Linked DNA regions of Homo sapiens: regions 2, 3, 4, 5, 6 and 7 are each linked to region 1. A link is a contact called in ENCODE Hi-C or POLR2A ChIA-PET data. All regions are on one chromosome and are shown on one strand. Each heading gives the region's core, a stretch centred on a gene start or an enhancer-like site at or near the end of the contact. The rest is flanking DNA. Distances are from core to core; before and after follow the strand shown.

Region 1 (2,596 bases), core at 53-2,552:
CAAGCGATCAGCCCCCCTCGGCCTCCTAAAGTGTTGGGATCATAGGCCTGAGCCACTGTGCCCAGCCTATCCAAGATATTTGAAGTGAGAAAAAAAGGACTGAACAGCGTATATAGTGTGTTACCTTTTGTGTAAAAAGAAGTATCCCTATATTTTAATGTATTACTTACAAATATGTAGGGAAAGATACATTATTAAATGCTAAGTGATTGCCTTCCAGGACTGAAACAGCTAACAGACAGAGATGGGAGAATCAATTATTTTTTATTCTGTCATGTTTTGAGTTTTCTATTAAGACATTTCCTAATTTATATAGCTCTATAGAGAAAATGCATATAAAGAGTGAAGCTTAAAAGAAATAGTAGATGTTTAGAGGTGAAAGAAGTGTTCAGAATGATATGCTGAAGAAAAACATTAGTGGGCCGGGTGCGGTGGCTCACGCCTGTAATCCCAACACTTTGGGAGGCCCAGGCGGGTGGATTGGTTGAGGTCAGGAGTTCGAGACCAGCCTGGCCAACATGGTGAAACCGTGTCTCTATTAAAAATACAAAAATTAGCCGTAGGTGGTGGCTCCCCCCTTTAATCCCAGCTACTCCGGAGGCTGAGGTACTAGAATCGCTTGAACTCGGGAGGCGGAGGTTGCAGTGAGCCGAGATCCCGCCATTGTACTCCAGCCTGGGCGACAACAGCGAGATCTATCTCAATAAATAAATGAAAAGGAAAACATTAGTGGCAGAAGATGTTTAAATGACGAAGAAAGAGGGACGGTTTGGCTTCTTAGGGTAAGTTTACTGGAAATACCGAACAGCCTCCTGCGTCCTTTGCCTTTTTGCTGGACCTCTTGAGGACTCGAGGCTTCGACACCTGGAAGCAAGTCTAGGAAGCTCCGGGTTGGGCCGGATCCCCACCAGAGGCGAGGGGCGGAAGGCCTGGGTTTGTCACCTGAGCCCCAGAACCGGCATATCCGGTTCGGCCCGGCCCCGCCCTTCGGAACCTCACTAGCGGGCTACGCGCAGGAGGGCGTGAGCTCCCGGATGTGCAGGCCCTGTACTGCCGTGGCAGCCCTGCCGGACGCGGCCGCAGTGCCCAGAGGCTCAGGCCTATACCGCTCGGGCGGGTCCTTTGCCTGGCCCGGGTCATCAGACCCCACAGCCGGGAACGTCACCACCCCGGGCGTCGCCTCCCGGCCCAGCCGGCCCACAGACCCCCGCCCCCTACTCCCCCAGCGGGGAGGGGCGCAGAGGCATCACGTGACGCCCCGCACCCGCCCGGTCTTGGTCACATGGTGGCACGGCCGCTGCGTCAGTCACAGCCCTGGCTGCAGGAGTCCAGCTGCCGTCGCCGCCGCCAGCGGACGGGGCGGGGATCCTGGTGCCAGGTCTTCGTTAACCCGCCCCCGCCGCCTCAGTCAGCTGTCCCAGCCCGGGCCCGACCGTCATGGAGCGGTGCGGGGCCTACGCCTGTTCCGTGTGAGGCGCATCGCTGCCGCCGCCGCCGACGCCGCCTTCGTTTGTCGAGGCCTCCGGAACCCCCGCCGCCTCCCGGAGCCCCTCGCCCTTGGCAGCCTGTCACCGCCCCCTGGGCGGGCTCGAATGCGCGTCCGGTGAAGGTGCAGGCCCGGCGCCGCCACTGCCGCAGCCAGGAGATGGTTCGGGCCTAGCGGAGCCGGGACTGGAGGTAAGAAGGGCCGACAGACTGACCCAGGGCCGGGCCGGGCCGCGGGGGTTGTGGCCGGGGCCGGGTGGGGGTGGGGGCCCGCAAGTTCTGCGGGGAGCCTCGGGGAGACCCTCCGGGCTGGGGCTGCTCAATCAGGCGTCACCCCTCCTCTCATCTGCGCGTCCCACCCCACCACCTTCCCGCAAAGATAAGAAAATAAAAAAAGCTAACCCAATCCTAACAAAAATTCCCAGAAATCCATCCGTTTAGTGTTTCTCCTTTCCTCTTTCTTTCCTCAGACGTTCCATCGGCTGATTTGTTACTTTTTCATATCCTCCTCAATTTCAAATTATGTCTAATTAAAGAGAAAATAGGCCCAGATTCTGGCTAACATTACCCAGCTAGTTCTCGCTTTCCTTCTCGCGATCCTGCGCACCTCTCCCACACCCCCACCCCCGCAAAAAAAAAAAAAAAAGAAGGAAAAATTTCCGCCTTCGACTTGCGAAGGGGATTGACTAAAAATGGGAACGTGGGGGTATAATACTCGAATACCCTCCCCTACAACTTCTGAATCGGTCTGTTACCTAGTTATCCCAGTAGCTTGTGCGTGGATATTGATGTTTAGGCCTTTCCTCCAGCTGCCTGTGCTTGGGGTTAATCTCGTAATTGACGTCAGTGCTTTGTTCCTTCTACTTTGCTGTTCCTTCCACTCTTTGAGGATGGATCATGGAGTACAGGAGTTTTGGGAGTAACCTTATTGCCTTTTCGTTTACAAACAGTATTATTTTCAGGAAGTGGAAGTACGAATCTGAAATGTTTGTATATGGAGTTCAAGGCGAAGAGTTCGATTTAGGGTTCTCGTAGTTTTGTCAGTTGTAATTCAGAATTATGCGGTTTCTTCCCTGCTGGCCACATGGAAATTTTATACTAAGGCCAGTCA
Region 2 (2,596 bases), core at 63-2,562, 1.9 Mb before region 1:
GACGAGGTCAGGAGATCGAGACCATCCTGGCTAACACGGTGAAACCCCGCCTCTACTAAAAATACAAAAAAATTAGCCGGGCGTGGCGACGGGCGCCTGTTGTCCCAGCTACTCGGGAGGCTGAGGCAGGAAAATGGCGTGAACCCGGGAGGCGGAGCTTGCAATACGCCGAGATCGCGCCACTGCACTCCAGCCTGGGTGACGGCGTGATTCTCCTTCTCAAAAAAAAAAAAAAAAAAAAAAAAAAATTCTTCTATTAAAGAATTTCAGGCCAGGCGCAGTGGCTCGCGCCTGTAATCCCAGCACTTTGGGAGGCCGAGGCAGGTAGATCACCTGAGGTCAGGAGTTCGAGACTAGCCTGGCCAACATGGCGAAAACCCCTCTCTACTAAAAATATAAAAAATTACCTGGGCGAAATGGCACGCGCCTGTAATCGCAGCTACTCGGGAGGGTGAGGCAGGAGAATAGCGTGAACCCAGGAGATGGAGGTTGCAGTGAGCCGAGATCGCGCCACTCCACTCCGGGCTCGGCGATACAGCGAGACTCCGTGTCGAAAAAACAAAACAAAACAAAACATTTCAAACTGAAATGGGCGGTTAAAATGCAACTTAAAATGAGATGGTGAGTTTAACGCACCACTTTTCCACTAGGTGGTGCTGCATGTTAAAACTTTCCCTCCATTTACTCCAAAATATTAATTTCTACAGCAGGAAAACTGACGGCCCCTTGGAAAAGGAAAGAAAAGTCAATATGTCACCAAAAAAGACAATTTATTAATAACTCCTCCAAAACCTCTGTGGGTTCCCCTTGGAGTGAAGCGCGAGCAGGGAGCCGCCATAGGGAGCCAGGCCCGCAGCGCCGTTCGTCCTCAGCACAACGAGCGGCAGCGGGCACCGAATTGTTCTGCAACTACTTTTCACATCTGCCTTTTGTAGTTGCTGAACAAAATTCGTTCCCATTTGTTTCCGGTTGGCAAGTTCGTAGGCTTCGGCGGAAGTGTAAAGTCAAGGGCAAGTGGCGGAGGCTGCGGCCACCCCGGTCTCTGAGCGGCGCACCGGACAGGTGGTCAGTCCCGGGACGCGGTGACCCGACGCCCGAGCTCCAAGGCTCGGCCCACGCCGGGTTCGCCCCAGTCCCGCTGGTCCCTCAGCCGACGCCGCCGGGCCTCGCACCGCCCCCCGACCCCGGACCCCCACCCACGCGGCCGCTGTGCACTCACCATGGCCGCTAGCCCTAGGCTCTGGCCTCGCAGCGCCGCCAACAAGCGCCGCGTCGCCCCGAGCGCCCCGAGCACCGCCGCCATTGGCCGTCTGCCGAGGGCTGCCCCGCGCGCTGCCTGCCGGCCGCCCACAGCCGCCCCCGACCCGACCACGCCCAGCTACCGCCAGCCCTGGTAGTCTCCCTGCGGGGCTGGCCCGGAGCGGGGTCTGTGTGTGGGAAGCGCCCAGCCTTCCCGCGGGCACAGGCGCAGCCCGGACCCCGAACACCCCCAGGAGCTTCAGCGGTCGCCAGCGCCCTTGGCCGCCAGGTGGACTCTGCGCGCCCCACAGCCGTAGGCCCAGCAGGCGCGCGCGGTCCCCGCCCCGTGCGGGCCCGTCGCGTCTGTGCCCGGGACGCAGGTCGCCCGGCGCGCGCTGGCCTTGCCCTCCGGTCCTCGCTGCGCTAGGAGGAACTTCGCCCAGCCTCGGGCGCCGGCCTCCTCCGCTTCGCGGGCGCTAGCACCGAGCTGGGCTCCCCGCTTGGCGGCGCTGCGCGCAGTCCATGCGGGCAGGAGGATGTCGTAGGCCAGGGCGGGGCAGTTGAGCGGCGGGGCTGGGGCAGTGAACCACGGCAGTTCCCATCGGGGGCTCCTAAGTCTTGCAGTAGTGGGTTCGAACGCAGCCTCTGTTCAGTCATCACGCAGCTGCCAAGTTCTTGAGCCAGCTGGCTCGTCTGGGTTTGCCTGGACCAAAAAGTGTGGAAACCCGGCCTGTAATCCCCTCCCAAACGTGTCCGTGCCCTGTTTACCCCCAGGCTCAGCACACAGTAGGAGCTCTGCAGACAGCTGTGAACAGATTTAGGTGAATCTTTTCTTGTATCATTTTTGGGGAGGTATTCTTTCATTCTTTTTTTTTTTTTTTTTTTGACTTTTTTGAGATGTAATTGACATACTATTAAGAATACTCACTTGTATCTTTTTTTTTTTTTTTTTTTTTTGAGACGGAGTCTCGCTCTGTCGCCCAGGCTGGAGTGCAGTGGCGCGATCTCGGCTCACTGCAAGCTCCGCCTCCCGGGTTCACGCCATTCTCCTGCCTTAGTCTCCCGAGTAGCTGGGACTACAGTCACCCGCCACCACGCCCGGCTAATTTTGTTTTTGTATGTTTAGTAGAGACGGGGTTTCACAGTGTTAGCCAGGATGGCCTCAATCTCCTGACCTCGTGATCCGCCCGCCTCGGCCTCCTAAAGTGCTGGGATTACAGGCGTGAGCCACCGCGCCCGGCCTCTTTTTTGTTTGTTTTTAACTGAATAGTTTAAGCAGGCCAGGCATGGTGGCCCGCACCTGTAATCACAGCACTTTGGGAGGACAAGGCAGGAGGATCACTTGAGGCCAGATGTT
Region 3 (2,596 bases), core at 46-2,545, 1.9 Mb before region 1:
AGGAGTCAACTAAGAGCTTCTATATATTTGGACTGTGACTAAATTCGAATACTTAAAGCATAAGCTAAAACTTACCATCCTTGAAGTTGTTTTATTGTGTTTAACTCCTAAAGTTTAACCCCTAAAATGAGCCGTTCTTTATAGAACAATTCCTTTCTCTTCTCTTGAATGTGGCAGTCATTACTGCCAACATAAAGAAATGTAACTATTTTTAGTAACTTCACAAAGCATCCCTGAAGCTTTCTAAACATGGAGAAAGCTTCCTTTCAAGAAACCCAAGTTCTGTTCTCCAAAGATCAAAGATCACGTAATTCTCAGAGATTTATTTCAGGTCATTTGACTAACTATTATGTATAATCATATACGTTTCATAATTCTAAATGAAGATTTGCAACTCACCTCAATCACTCTGAAAGTCCATTCAGCAGAGGCCAATAGCCACGCACCCTGCCCCACCACGGAAAGTTTTGATAATAGGACGGCACATAAATAACGGCCTCCTTTGTCTTCTTCCTGCTCCTTAACTGTGCCCCACGGTGCACAAATAAGGACTCTCCTTATTTTGACACGAGGCGTTTAGAATGTATTACCTGTTGTGTGCTGAAAGCGACTATTAGCGTATTGGCAATAACAAGTTTGCAGAAGATGCACGCCACCCTAGAGAAAGGGTTGTGTACCCTCTAAAAAGCAAAATTCATAAGCCGCTATCCGTCCACTCGGAGTTCCGCAAGCGTAGAAGTCCACGGGCACTCCATCGCGACGCCGATCTCGAGCCGGCAGGCTTTTATTTAAAGGCGAAGGGCGGACTGCGGATTCTGACCTCTCAAAGAAAAGAAAGGGGGCTCCCTCCCCCCGCCGCAGGAGGAATGTCCCCCCGTAATGGCTCCACACCGGGGAAGAGCAGGCTACGTCCGGGGCCCCTCCTCTCACTCCGGCTACACTAGGGCCCCTTGGCAGGAGGCCTCTTCTCCCCGGTCAGCGAGGCGCCCGTTCTCGCCGCCGCCCTACCCCGCTCCCGGCCGGCTGACCAGCCCGCGCACCCCTACCTACCTCAGCCGCTCGTAGCCCGGCCCCTCGGCGCGTCTAGGGGCTTCCCAGCGGCTGGGAACCTCGTGCTGGCGCCGCTCCCTCCCCAGCCCGCCGCCTCTGCACGGTGCGGAGAACGGGCCAAGACGGAGTGGCAGGCAGCGAGGGCGGCGGCGAGGCAGGCGCTGGCTCCCAGCACCCGCCGCGGCCGCCGCGCACGGTCCTGCCCCGGACGCAGTACGAAGAGGCCGCTACCACCCTGTAGTGTTAGAGGCGGCGTGCGCGAGCTCGCGAGGGCCGCGCACGCACACGCTCACTCGCATCGCGAGACCCGATCTCCCGCCGCCAACCTGCACGCAAGCTTTGGGAGGGAGCCAGGCTGGCAGGCTGCGCTTGCGCGTCGTGGCCTTAAGCCTGAGCTGCTGGTGATCCGGCGTGGACCGTCCCCAGTGGCTGGGGTTGAGGAACCCACCAAATGGGGAATTAATAACTTCCTTACTTGTATTGGTTTTCACCACAATTCTGAGATGCTGGAACTCCTGCTGACCCCATTTCTTAGATACAGGACAAATAAATGATAGTCAGGGGAGTTGGGACTCTTCATGCCCAGGATCATGTGATAATGAAAAGCTTTATTTTATGGGACATCCTATGATCCACGCAGATTACAGGCGTAAGCCACCACGCCCCAGGAATTGTCGCATTCATTATTCCATAATCACAGGAAAGGATGGAACAACAAACTACCGCTATTATGTTTTTCTTGTGAGATATCTGACATATCAGTCACCTCACACAAACCCACTTAGAAGGGATTCATTTCCTCACTCCTTCCTCCTGTGAATTTCCAGATGTCAGAATGGAGAGGATCCAGAATTAGGGCAGCTACTGAAAGGGAGACACTTTATTAAGCAGTGGGAAGAGGCTAGAGGAGGATGCTTGCCCTTTTCCCCCATGTAATGAAGGATATTTGAGGATGGACAATTCATAGAACTGAGTTCTACCATAAGCACAGCCCTGAGCCAGGTACTGCCCTGCCAGTAGGAAAGAAAGGAGGAGAAACAACTTTTCTGGACAAACACACAAGCCAGGACACAACACACGAAACAAGCAAGCCCATTCATTCAAACTACTGAGGGACTGGAGACAGATAAGCCATGTGAACAGTTGATCAAACCTACACCAATAAAAACTCTGGACAGCCTGGGTGCGGTGGCTCACGCCTGTAATCCCAGCACTTTGGGAGGCCGAGGCGGGCAGATCACGAGGTCAGGAGTTCGAAACAAGCCTGACTAACATGGTGAAACCCCTTCTCTACTAAAAATACGAAAATTAGTTGGGCATGGTGGTGCGCACCTGTAATCCCAGCTACTCGGAAGGCTGAGGCAGGAGGATCGCTTGAACCCAGGAGGTGGAGGTTGCTGTGAGCCGAGATCGCACCACTGCACTCCAGCCTGGGACAGAACGAGACTCCGTCTCAAACAAACAAACAACAACAACAACAAAAAACTCTGGACACAAAGCTCAGGTGGAATTCCCTGGTTGGGAAGCTAGGATTTTTTTGGCAGAC
Region 4 (2,596 bases), core at 48-2,547, 1.8 Mb before region 1:
AAAATATAGAAAGTACCTCAGGTAAGATCATAAATAATGCTTTAAGAATAAATAGCCCGATAGAAAAATGTTTCTTCTATTGTTCTAGAAGAATTTGAAATGGTTTTCTTACCTCTCATTTGAACTGCCTAAAAGTTCAGAGCTATACACCTAAAGCCTTACAGAACAAAAGTCACAAAGATATAAGGAGCTTGCGACCAGTGACTAAAGGCCAATTACTAAAGGAAACACTGGAAACTTAGATAACACTAGGGCGCGCTAATTGCTCAATTATACTCACGTGAAATAAATTTTTTTTAAAGAAAATCATTGGACATGTGTTTGGGGGAGGAAGGAGGCGCTCTCCTTAGAAATGCAGCTCCAGACATCAATCACAACAATATCCCCTCATGAGGAGAGGAAACTCTCAGGTGTGCACTTCGCACTTGCTGGGTCTCTGAAGAATGCTCACTCTCACTTTTCCCACCTTTTCTAGCCGGCCCGTAGGTGACAGTGTTGACGGCACTGAACACAAACACTAGGATATGAGCACAAGAGTCCCTGATACACGTAGGATGAACTAGCGGGCAGTTCAGTAAAGACAGGCTGATGTGGGCGGACAGGAGTTACACAGCAAAAGGCAAAAGAAGGTAGACGCTAGAGAAGGCACTGTAAGGAAAAGCACTTGGAACCTTAAGAAGGAAAGCCATCTTCCTAAGGGGAGCAGTAGACATGACAGTCTGGGGATACAACGTGCGCCCTTCAAGAAAGGCGAGGAGTGGCTAAGGAAAAAAGGGGCTGTTCAACGTAACTGGGAAGAGGGAGTGAGAGCTCTGCAGGCAGGGTGGGGAAAATCTCACGGCGAGGCCCCGGGAAAATTGAGGGGAGCGACTAGGAACATCCTGGGGTTCAGGGATGAGAACTTGGGATATCACCGAAGGGGCGGGACAGAGAGGAAATCAAAGAGCAAGGCTTGGTCAAAAAGGTCAGAGGAGTGGAGGTGGGAGAGGGAAGAATGACCCTGAAGATTCAAGGTGATGGGCGGGAGACTGAGGGGAAATCGAGGCTCTTACCCGCGCCGCTCCCGGGCCTGTGAAAGCCCATGATCCGGTTGATGCGCTGTTCCGAGTTCATGAGCAGCTTTCTCCGACGCAGCTCCGCCCGACGCTGGGAAGCCGACAGACCTGAGCCCGCTGGGACCCCCGGCCTCTCCCCGCCGTCGGTAGCGACGGCCATCGACTCCATCCTCCCGTCCACAGTCTGGGAGGGGTGGCAGTGGCGGTGATGTTGGCCGCCGCTGCGAGGGCGATGACTAGAGGCCGGGCCGCAGGGCGCGCGTCCCCTTCCCACTATAGACCCGCCCCCGAGCGCGGTCCCGGAGCCTGTGAGCTAAGCACTCACGCACCGCCCCACGCGACCAAGCGCGAGGCTCTGGCCGCCATCTTGAGTGAGGGCAGCGCTGGACGCCCTCGTGCCTCCCCAACTCTTCTGGCCCTCACCCAACAGCCCCCTCTGCTGTTCACTCGGAGGTGAAGAAAACCAGCACCCAGGGCCGGGAGTGGTGGCTCACGCCTGTAATCCTAGCACTTTGGAAGGCCGAGGCGGGCGGATCACGAGGTCACGATTTCGAGAGTAGCCTGGCCAACATGGTGACCCCCTCCCCCCTCCCCCCACCCGTCTCTACTAAAAATACAAAAACTTAGCCGGGCGGGGTGGCGCGCGCCTGTAATCCCAGCTACTCGGGAGGCTGAGGCAGGAGAATCTCTTGGACCCAGGAGGCGGAGGTTGCAGTGAGCCGAGATCGCGCCACTGTTCTCCAGCCTGGGCTACAGAGCGAGACTCTGTCTCGAGAAAAAAAAAAAGAAAGAAAAGAAAACCGGGAGTGGGAAAGGGATGGCAGTAAGTAGGTCAGCCTAGATTTGGTGCCAGGAAGCAAAATGGAGGTTGCAGCGGCAGTCGCTTGTTTACAGACCCGCGGCCTCGCCTGTAGGCAATGGGAATACGTAACCCTGGGAGCCGCACTTAAAGGGAGCCTTACGCTGGGATTTGTTCTTGGTGCCTGTTCCTCATCCTTAACTTCTCTACGGCAAAGTATACGGCTGATGTGTTCCTAGGCTTTCCTCGCGTTTTGTGCGTTTTTATTCAAATTAGAATTTCCCATTGAAACCTTTCGTGCACATTCTATCTAAATTGCCAACACTCCCCATTCCCCTTCACCTTGTTTTTTCTCCTTGTCGTTCATGACCACCTCGCATGCTAAAGATGCTCCAGCCTGGGCGACAGAACGAGACTCCGTCTCAAAAAAAAAAAAGGAAAAGAAAAGAAAAAAACAAAAAGGCCGGGAGCGGTGGCTCACGTCTGTAATCCTAACTTTGGGAGGCCGAGGCAGGCGGATCACCTGAGGTCAGGAGTTCGAGACCAGCCTGGCCAATATGGCAAAACCCCGTCTCTACTAAAAATACAAAAATTAGCCTGACCTGGTGGCATGCACCTGTAATCCCAGCTACTTGGGAGGCTGAGGCAGGAGAATCGCTTGAACCTGGGAGGCAGAAATTGCAGTGAGCCGAGATCATGCCACTGCACTCCAGCCTGGGCGACAGAGGGAGACTCCGTCTCA
Region 5 (2,596 bases), core at 43-2,542, 1.7 Mb before region 1:
GACAGAGTCTCGCTCTGTCGCCCAGGCTAGAGTGCAATGGTGCAATCTCGGCTCACTGCAACCTCCACCTCCCGGGTTCAAGCAATTCTCCTGCCTCGGCCTACCGAGTAGCTGGCGTTACAGGCACCTGCCATCATGCCTGGGTAATTTTCGTATTTTTGTAGAGATGGGGTTTCACCATGTTGGCCAGGCTGGTCTTGAACTCTAACCTCAGGTGATTCACCCACCTTGACCTCCCAAAGTGCTGAGATTACAGGTGTGAACCACCGCGCCTGGCCAAGACCGTCTATAAAACAACTGAATAACCAGCTGAATAAAAGCTGAATAACCAGCATCCAACACATTATCTGGTACGTAGCTACATTGTGTAAATCACTGGTGAATTCAATAAGCACAAATAACAAAAAAAGAAAAAAAAATGAATTCAATAAGCACGTGTACTTTGAAAATGTATTTTAGGCAGGGCGCGGTGGTGATCCCAGCACTTTGGGAGGCTGAGGCAGGTGGATCACTTATGCTAGGGAGTTTGAGACCAGCCTGGCCAACATGATGAAACCCGGTCTCTACTAAAAATACAAAAATTAGCCGGGCGCAGTGGCTCACGCCTGTAATCCTAGCACTTTGGGAGGCCGAGGCGGGCGGTTCACTTTAGGTCAAGAGTTCGAGACCAGCCTGGCCAACATGGTGAAACCCCGTCTCTACTAAAAATACAAAAATTAGCCGGGCATGGTGGTGCGCGCCTGTGCTCCCAGCTACTCAGGAGGCTGAGGTAGAAGAATCGCTTGAACCCGGGAGGCGGAGGTTACAGTGAGCTGAGATCGCGCCATTGCACTCCAGCCTGGGCGACAAAATCGAGGCTCCGTTTCAAAAAAAAAAAAAATTAGCCGGACAGTGGTGGCGGGTGCCTGTAGTCCCCGCTACTGGGGAGGCTGAGGTAGGAGAATCTCTTGAATCCAGGGGGTGGAGGCTGCAGTGAGCCGAGATCGTGCCACTGCACCCCAGCCTGGGAGACAGAGCGAGACAACGTCTCAAAAAAAAAAAATGCCAAAAGTAATTTCCCCTAGGGAGGCATGGGGTGTTCCTTTCTCGGCACGCAGGCCCCTAAAATCCCTTCGGGCGGGCGGGTGTGGGGAGACCAGGCGGCTGGGAGACCCAGGCGGTGTTAGGGGTTGCGAGCAGCCTCGCTCAACTGGGGAATTGGCGGCAAGACTGCCAGGAGGCGGAACCTAGGGCGCTCGGCGACGCGGTCCTGCGGACTGTCGCTAGTGAGGCACCCGCCGGCCCGGAAGGGGCTGATGCGAACTGGGGCCACGGCAGCCATCGCGCTTTGCAGTTCGGTCTCCTGGTGTACGGCCAACGCCAAGTAGGGGATTGCGTTCCCTCCAGTCGCAGGTGAGTGACAGCCCCTCCTTCTGGGAGGACCGGTGGGCAGCAGCTATGGATCCCCTAGAAGGCGCACTTTTAGGGCCAAGACCTACTCTGAGTCCCTGCCTGTGGCACTGCGTGAAGGGGCGCCTGTTTTTCACCCCGGGGTTAGGCGGCGCGAGGGAGGACAGGTCTCATCCATGCTCCGCGGGGCCGTCTGATAGCCCTCGAGGCAGAACACTGCTGCTGTCAGACGCTTGGTCTTTTCAGGAAAGAACGAGGTGGCTGCAGGCAAGCCCCTTCCTTCCCCTGGGCCTCAGTTTCCTTACCTGGTAAGGTGAAGGTGGCGGGTCTCACTGACAGCTGAAGAGGCTGTGACACGGCCTGGTGTTTTCAGCGCTCCCAATTAGTGTAGAGGCAAATTGAGCTTCCTTACTAGTACTGGTTAACGTTTTCCGTAGCCCAAAGTCCCAGTTAAGTGGAAAAAAGATACACTGTTGAGAAAACTGTACTGATTTTTGTTTTAATTTTTTAAATTTTTGTTGTTGTTTTGAGACAGAGTTTCCCTCTTGTCGCCCAGGCTGGAGTGAAGTGGCACGATCTCGGCTTACTGCAAGCTCCGCCTCCCGGGTTCACGCCATTCTCCTGCCTCAGCCTCCCGAGTAGCTGGGACTACAGGTGCCCGCCACCACGCACCGCTAATTTTTTTGTATTTTTTAGTAGAGATGGGGTTTCACCGTGTTAGCCAGGATGGTCTCTTATCTCCTGACCTCGTGATCCGCCTGCCTCGGCCTCCCAAAGTGCTGGGATTATAGGCGTGAGCCACCGCATCCGGTCTAACTTTTCTATTTTTAGTAGAGATGGGATTTCTCTATGTTGGCCAGTCTGGTCTCCAACTCCTGACCTCAGGTGATCTGCTCGCCTCGGCCTCCCAAAGTGCTGGGATTAAAGGCATGAGCCACCTCAGTGGGCCACTGTACTGATTTTTAAGGTGTTGAAGCTTTTCCAAGAAGATTTGTTTTAAAACAGCTAAAACTTTGACATTGTTAGCTGAAAGAACCAAATTCGTCAGCAATTTAAGGTGTTTGGTACAGTGGACAAAATGAGGTGAAGAAGTCCTTTTAACTTGAAAAATTAAACATAGTATTATTTATTTGTGTGTTCTTACATCAGCCTCTATATTACTAAGTGTCTTTGAAGACGTCCTATATTCCGTGTTAAAGTATCAGTG
Region 6 (2,596 bases), core at 51-2,550, 1.5 Mb before region 1:
ACATTTGGCAACAAGCCAAGGGGACAGGCCTGGCCAATGAAGAGCTCTCGGAACCTGAGGCCCCACTCTCAGCTTCCCTACCCCGCGGGGACTCTGCCTCAGGCAGCAGAAGAGCAAGAGACAGGATTGGAGATGGAGACGGGGGTGGGGCGACAATCCAGCACCGGCACCTCCCACAGGCGGGGACCAGAGGCTGCCCTCTTCGCTGAGCCGGGCACTGGGTGAATGAATGATCAATGACAGTTCTTAGAAGCTCCCTCCTTTGCTACCCCCACCCCTCGCCCCAATCCCAGGCACATTCCCCACTAGGGAATTGGCCACATCCCAAGTCAGACACATCCTGGCTACAGCTGGCTCTGGGCCGGGCACCCCCGGGGCAGCCGGGCAGGGCGGGGTGTCCTGGAGAGCCGCGGATGGGCCTCACACCCAGGCTGGGCCAGGACACCCCGTCCTTGGCCGAGGCCCAAACCGGCTCTGTTTACAGAATCTGTCAGCTCTGTTTCCCCCTCCCCCACCCACCACTTCCCCTAGAGTCCTGGGGGCTGGGAAAGGTGCAGGCGGGGCCTGAGGGAGCTTAGGCGGCTGCCAAATCCCTGCGGCCCCATCAGCCCCTCTCCCCATCTTGGCTCCTAAGATCTATCCGCCCCAGTTCTCCAGTCTTCTGGTTTCCTCTTCAAAGCGTCGGGTGGCACTCCACCCCTGGGGAATGTGCATTTTGAGACAGATCTGGAGAAACAATCCTTACCCCCAAGGAAAATTTAGCTAACGGTGGAAAGATAGGCACCGTGCCGCCAGGGGCCCACAAGCTCGGGCTTTCTGGAACTGCTCCAGCCAGCCAGGAAGGAGACCTCCCTCCTTCCCTGGGACCCCAAGCCGATGGGCCCCTGGGAGTATTTCCAGAACTGCTGGAGGAACTTGGCGCAAGTTAGGTGTAGCCTGGCAGGCGGGCTGAGGGCTTTCGGGAGCAGCGAAGTCCGGAGATAAGGCCAACCGCTTGCAGGGCCGCCGTGACTCAGCTCCCGCCGGCCGCAAGGAAGCTCCGCGGCCCCCTCGGAGCAGGACGAGGAGGAGGGGCGATGGGCAGAGGCGGAGCCTGGGACGCCCCGCCCCCCGCTCCGGGAAGGACGACCCACCACACCCAGCTTCCCAGAGGCGCCCGGATTTCCCACGGGTTTCCCCGCTTGCTGTATATAATAACAAAGGCTGGCACTTTCTGAGCGCTCGCTCTGTGCTAGGCACTTCACAGGTCACTTGTTTGTTATCCCCAACAAGCCTCAGAAGCAGGTGCCATATGACCTCCACTTACAGACAAGGAAACAGGCTCTGAGAGGCCAAGTGACTTGCACAAGGTCACACGGCTACTGAGTGGTGGGGGCTGCAGCTTCCAAGCGCCCAGACCCCTCCTGCCCCTTCCCAGCCCCTATGTCCCGCTTTGAGAGGGGCCAGTGGGTCTCCTGGTGGTACCTTACTGGGCAAAACCAAGAACCTGGACATCTCCTGGCCTGGGAGCTAACTCAATGCAAGTATGTCATTTGGAGGCAAGTCCAGTCTGGTTTTAGGTGATGGCAAAGTTCCCAGCTCTAAGCTCCCCTTGACCTCCACTCTGAGGGAAACTCTTGGGCACAAGGATGGCCCCCTGACCCTCCTCCAGAATACTGCCCACACCAACACCCAGCCCTGCCCTCTGGAGGGATGAGTCTCCATCCAGAAAGCCCCTGGCTTGCTCACAAGTTAGCCCCTGAAACCTGCGGACTTGACAAGTGAGCAACAGCAGGCCCTCGTCGCTGCCACTGCCACTGGCTGGCCCCTGCCCATAGGTCAGTGCCAGGACAATGCTACAGAAAGCCAGTCTGAGCCCCAGGAGGGGTCAAGGAGCAAAGGGCAACCTGCACCCTAGGGCTGCTCTGCAAGGTAGTGAGCTGTCTGTCGTTTGGGGTGGGGGAGCACCTATGAAAGAAACAATTCAAAAAGAGGGGAGGATGAGATAACCTTTCAAACGCCAAACTCCTCTCTTCTATGAGGCAGGCAGTATACAAGTGAGTGGCTTATCTGACAACTGCTTAGATGGAAACTTTCCACTTTGGGAGGCCAAGGTGAGAGCGTTGCTGGAAGCCAGGAGTTTGAAACCATCCTGGGCAACAAAGCAAGACCCTGTCTCTGCAAAAAATTTAAAAATTAGCCAAGGCTGGACATGGTGGCTCACTCCTGTAATCCCAGCACTTTGGGAGGCCAAGGCAGGCAGATAACTTGAGGTCAGGAGTTTGAAACCAGCTTGGCCAACATGGTGAAACCCCATCTCTACTAAAAATACAATTAGCAGGGTGTGGTGATGCACACCTGTAATCCCAGCTGCTCCGGAGGCTGAGGCAGGAGAATTGCTTGAACCCAGGAGGCGGAGATTGCAGTGAGCCGAGATTGTGCCATGCCAGCCCGGGCAACAGAGCGAGACTCCTTCTCAAAAAAAAAAAAAAAAAAAAAAGGTAGTCGAGCATAGTGGCATGCACCAGTACTCCCAGCTACTCAGGATGCTGAGGCAGGAGGGTTGCTTGAGACCAAGAGTTTGAAGCTGCAGTGAGCTGAGAGTGCACCACTGCAC
Region 7 (2,596 bases), core at 31-2,530, 1.2 Mb before region 1:
TCTGAGAGCTGCAGGCGTTTCATCTTCTGTCATCAGCTGTGGCACCTGGCAGACACTGGATAGGCTTGTAGACAAAGACCTGGTAACTCAAGGAGCTGCTTGGCCTTCCTGCCCAGTCCCATCCCAGAGGCACTGTACATCTCTGGTTTCTTCAGGGGGCCCTGTGTGGAAGTATCTTTTGTCTTCCTGGTGTCAGGGATATCATCACGTGCCTGTTGGCTAGGCGAGCCCGGCGCCCAGTCTCCTAGGATGGGGAGAGTAATGTTCCCGAGCAGAACAGGGTGGGGCTTTCAGACTACTCCCTTTCCTTTACAGCTGGCTTCATTCCATCGACCTCATCAAAGCCTTCCTGGGAGCACCCTAGAGAAGAGTTACGTCCAGGCCGGGCCCTGGCTGCCTGGTTCACGGCGGAATCCCCAGCACCACGCCTCGCACGTCGGGCTCAAAGCATGTTTAGTGAAGGAGTAGGTACCTACTGCTAGATGGAGCCATCTCTCTAGACTTGGGGTTTCCCTATAACGATGGCTATGTTTGGCATGGAAGCCTCTTTAGAAGTCAATAGTAGGAAATAAGGGCTAACAGCACCTAATTGTGGAGTAAGGTTCAAATCCTAGCTCTGCCACTTAACCGTTCCGAACCTGTTCCCTCACTGCAGAGGCGAAAAGGCTAACACTATTTCACCTCGGAGGGTTACCGTGGAGAATGGAAGCTGGACAAGCTGTATCAGTTCAGTAGTAAAACACACACACACAAGCGCCCCACCCCCACCCCACCCCACCCCAGGAATGAACACACACACCCGCGCGCGCACATACACCTCAGGAATGAACACACGCGCGTACACACACACGCAGCCCCCCCCAGGAGTGAACACACACACACACGCCCCGTTCTGTTGTTCCCAGGAACACACACAGAGACGCACACACTCGCCCGGTTTTGTTTTTTCCAGGCTTTTTAACTGGGGTCTTTCACTCGGCTTAGGGCACCGCTGCCTGAAAGACCTTTCTAGGCCAGTCGGGGTCCGGCACCCAGTTGACGAGACAGCGCGGCGCTTTCAGAGCTGGGGAGAGGCGAAAACTCTTCCGGCCCCCCGATCCCCCGGCCAGCCGCCCCCGGCAGCTCCTTGCCGCCTCCCGGCCTGGGCCCGCCCAGCCGTTCTCGGCCTGCCGTCAGGCGATCTCGGCGGCCAGCCCAGCCGCGATGTGACGCCGCGCGCCCCGGGGTCCTCGGCGCCTGCGCCCTCTCCTATAAAGCAGACGCCGCGCCGCGCTGCGACGCTGTAGTGGCTTCGTCTTCGGTTTTTCTCTTCCTTCGCTAACGCCTCCCGGCTCTCGTCAGCCTCCCGCCGGCCGTCTCCTTAACACCGAACACCGTGAGTAGCCGCCCACTGAACTGGAAAGGGTCGTGGCTACCGGATTGCGTGCCGGCTGGCCTCACCGCTGCGGTTTGGGCCTGCCCGCGGCGGGCGGTGACTGGGCCTGGCCTTCTTTCGGGCCCGGTGGATCGCGTTGTCGACCCTGTTCTTCGGGAGACCCTACCAGGTTCCGTTCACCTGCCCCGCCCCCGACTCAGCGAGGCCTCCTCTGGCCGGGCGTCCTCACGGCGCTCCATAAGTGAGCCGAACCCCGGGCTGGGCCTTCTCTGCACCGGCCGAGCGTCAGCCGGCGCGGAGCTCGGCTGCAAGGCCCAGGCTGCGGCCGGGGGCCTCTCTTGGTCTTAAGCCTGCTGTCCCGGGGACCAGGGCGGGGGTGGCGGCGGGGTTGTGAATGGGGGTCCCTTGGCTGTCGTGAGCGTGGGCGTGTGTCGGTGTCTGGCTTTTGTTGTGGTCGGGAGGGAGAGCTGCGGTGGTGGTCTGAGGCCGCCCGGTTCTTGGCTCCCATCCTTTCTCCACCGTGTCTGGCGTCACTAGCTACCGGTCGGTCCTGGCTAACCGTGTGCGGGCGCCGGCTTTCTGCACATAGCCGCCTGCTCCATCTGAATATTTCTTAGCGTTGTTTTGCCATGACTTGGAGTCGTTGAGCAGATACCATCGTCAGAGTGGTGTGACTTGTAGGAGCCTTAACTGTGTATAACTTAACTCTAGGTATCTGGCTTTTAAAGAAATAGGACGTCTACCTGCTTTGATTCACTTTTAATGGAAACTTCACGTTTGGGTTTTAGGGACATGCATTTTTCCTTTAGAGCGTGACAGTAGAATGTATCCGTTTCATAGAACAATACCGTCTCCTCCACTGTGCAGTCTAAAAAGCAGTGTCAGAATTTCGGGTCACTTAAAGCGCAGGGGTTTTTTTTTCTATATGATGTGATAGAACCCGCTTTATGCTGGCCATGGAGAATTATTTACAAGTGCAGGAGCCTTTAGGCCTCTTTCTTTAGAATGGAATTGTTTTGAAAGCATTTCAAATAAATATTTCATCCATTATTACTTAAAAATTTTGCACTTTATTCTACTGTAACACTAAAACTTATCTTTGAGTTTAGTATTACCAAGTGCATCGAATTACAGATTAACCGATTGACCAGCTGCTATTTAGTAAGGTCTCAACTCCCTTAAGAGTAACCCAATCCACAAACTTGACTATGACTAAGCACT

The links. Hi-C counts contacts between places; a loop is a spot of excess contacts on that map. ChIA-PET counts read pairs that join two places held with the same protein, here RNA polymerase II (POLR2A). Pooled maps may share reads with other maps.
Region 2: a loop to region 1 is called in a map of CD8-positive, alpha-beta T cell, with 12 times the contacts of the local background. The contact joins the promoter of PCBD2 here to the promoter of AFF4 in region 1. A Hi-C loop is called at or near these places in 1 of 168 maps with a recorded cell type or tissue (CD8-positive, alpha-beta T cell), 1 of 37 single-sample maps with no recorded cell type and 9 of 50 pooled maps. POLR2A ChIA-PET finds 5 or more read pairs at or near these places in 1 of 52 experiments (activated CD4-positive, alpha-beta T cell).
Region 3: a map of CD8-positive, alpha-beta T cell shows a loop between it and region 1 (20-fold over the local background). The contact joins the promoter of C5orf24 here to the promoter of AFF4 in region 1. A Hi-C loop is called at or near these places in 1 of 168 maps with a recorded cell type or tissue (CD8-positive, alpha-beta T cell) and 7 of 50 pooled maps. POLR2A ChIA-PET finds 5 or more read pairs at or near these places in 2 of 52 experiments (T-cell and activated T-cell).
Region 4: a loop to region 1 is called in a pooled map, with 17 times the contacts of the local background. The contact joins the promoter of CAMLG here to the promoter of AFF4 in region 1. A Hi-C loop is called at or near these places in 9 of 50 pooled maps. POLR2A ChIA-PET finds 5 or more read pairs at or near these places in 2 of 52 experiments (CD4-positive, alpha-beta T cell and activated B cell).
Region 5: a pooled map shows a loop between it and region 1 (9-fold over the local background). The contact joins the promoter of SAR1B here to the promoter of AFF4 in region 1. A Hi-C loop is called at or near these places in 6 of 50 pooled maps. POLR2A ChIA-PET finds 5 or more read pairs at or near these places in 2 of 52 experiments (MCF 10A and activated T-cell).
Region 6: a loop to region 1 is called in a pooled map, with 7 times the contacts of the local background. The contact joins the enhancer-like site here to the promoter of AFF4 in region 1. A Hi-C loop is called at or near these places in 3 of 50 pooled maps. POLR2A ChIA-PET finds 5 or more read pairs at or near these places in 2 of 52 experiments (HEK293 and activated naive CD4-positive, alpha-beta T cell).
Region 7: a pooled map shows a loop between it and region 1 (6-fold over the local background). The contact joins the promoter of SKP1 here to the promoter of AFF4 in region 1. A Hi-C loop is called at or near these places in 1 of 37 single-sample maps with no recorded cell type and 6 of 50 pooled maps. POLR2A ChIA-PET finds 5 or more read pairs at or near these places in 1 of 52 experiments (CD4-positive, alpha-beta T cell).

The regions. Positions count from the first base shown.
Region 1 is chr5:132,962,340-132,964,935 of GRCh38, reverse strand. It overlaps AFF4 (ALF transcription elongation factor 4), which reads left to right and starts at 1,302. Exons shown (of 21, transcript NM_014423.4): 1 at 1,302-1,677. It overlaps AFF4-DT (AFF4 divergent transcript), which reads right to left and starts at 1,124. Exons shown (of 2, transcript NR_186175.1): 1 at 802-1,124; 2 at 246-695. RefSeq lists a silencer at 1,008-1,847.
Region 2 is chr5:134,903,847-134,906,442 of GRCh38, reverse strand. It overlaps PCBD2 (pterin-4 alpha-carbinolamine dehydratase 2), which reads right to left and starts at 1,312. Exons shown (of 4, transcript NM_032151.5): 1 at 1,220-1,312. The coding sequence starts at 1,303. RefSeq lists enhancers at 229-814, 815-1,399 and a silencer at 997-1,756.
Region 3 is chr5:134,844,667-134,847,262 of GRCh38, reverse strand. It overlaps C5orf24 (chromosome 5 open reading frame 24), which reads right to left and starts at 1,295. Exons shown (of 2, transcript NM_001135586.1): 1 at 1,051-1,295. RefSeq lists silencers at 870-919, 950-1,329 and an enhancer at 849-1,584.
Region 4 is chr5:134,737,249-134,739,844 of GRCh38, reverse strand. It overlaps CAMLG (calcium modulating ligand), which reads right to left and starts at 1,297. Exons shown (of 4, transcript NM_001745.4): 1 at 1,053-1,297. The coding sequence starts at 1,224. RefSeq lists an enhancer at 1,660-1,709.
Region 5 is chr5:134,631,524-134,634,119 of GRCh38, reverse strand. SAR1B (secretion associated Ras related GTPase 1B) reads left to right here and starts at 1,292. Exons shown (of 7, transcript NM_016103.4): 1 at 1,292-1,392. RefSeq lists an enhancer at 841-1,397 and silencers at 1,371-1,420, 1,471-1,580.
Region 6 is chr5:134,464,400-134,466,995 of GRCh38, reverse strand. No RefSeq gene overlaps it. Among named protein-coding and RNA genes, the nearest start is that of LINC02999, 31 kb to the right of the region's middle. Within about 2 kb of position 1,300, at least 37 of the 41 ENCODE cell types and tissues checked have a DNase peak (open chromatin) inside an H3K27ac peak, as active enhancers do.
Region 7 is chr5:134,175,634-134,178,229 of GRCh38, reverse strand. SKP1 (S-phase kinase associated protein 1) reads left to right here and starts at 1,280. Exons shown (of 6, transcript NM_170679.3): 1 at 1,280-1,375. RefSeq lists enhancers at 1-376, 1,280-1,529, 1,620-1,899 and a silencer at 1,050-1,129.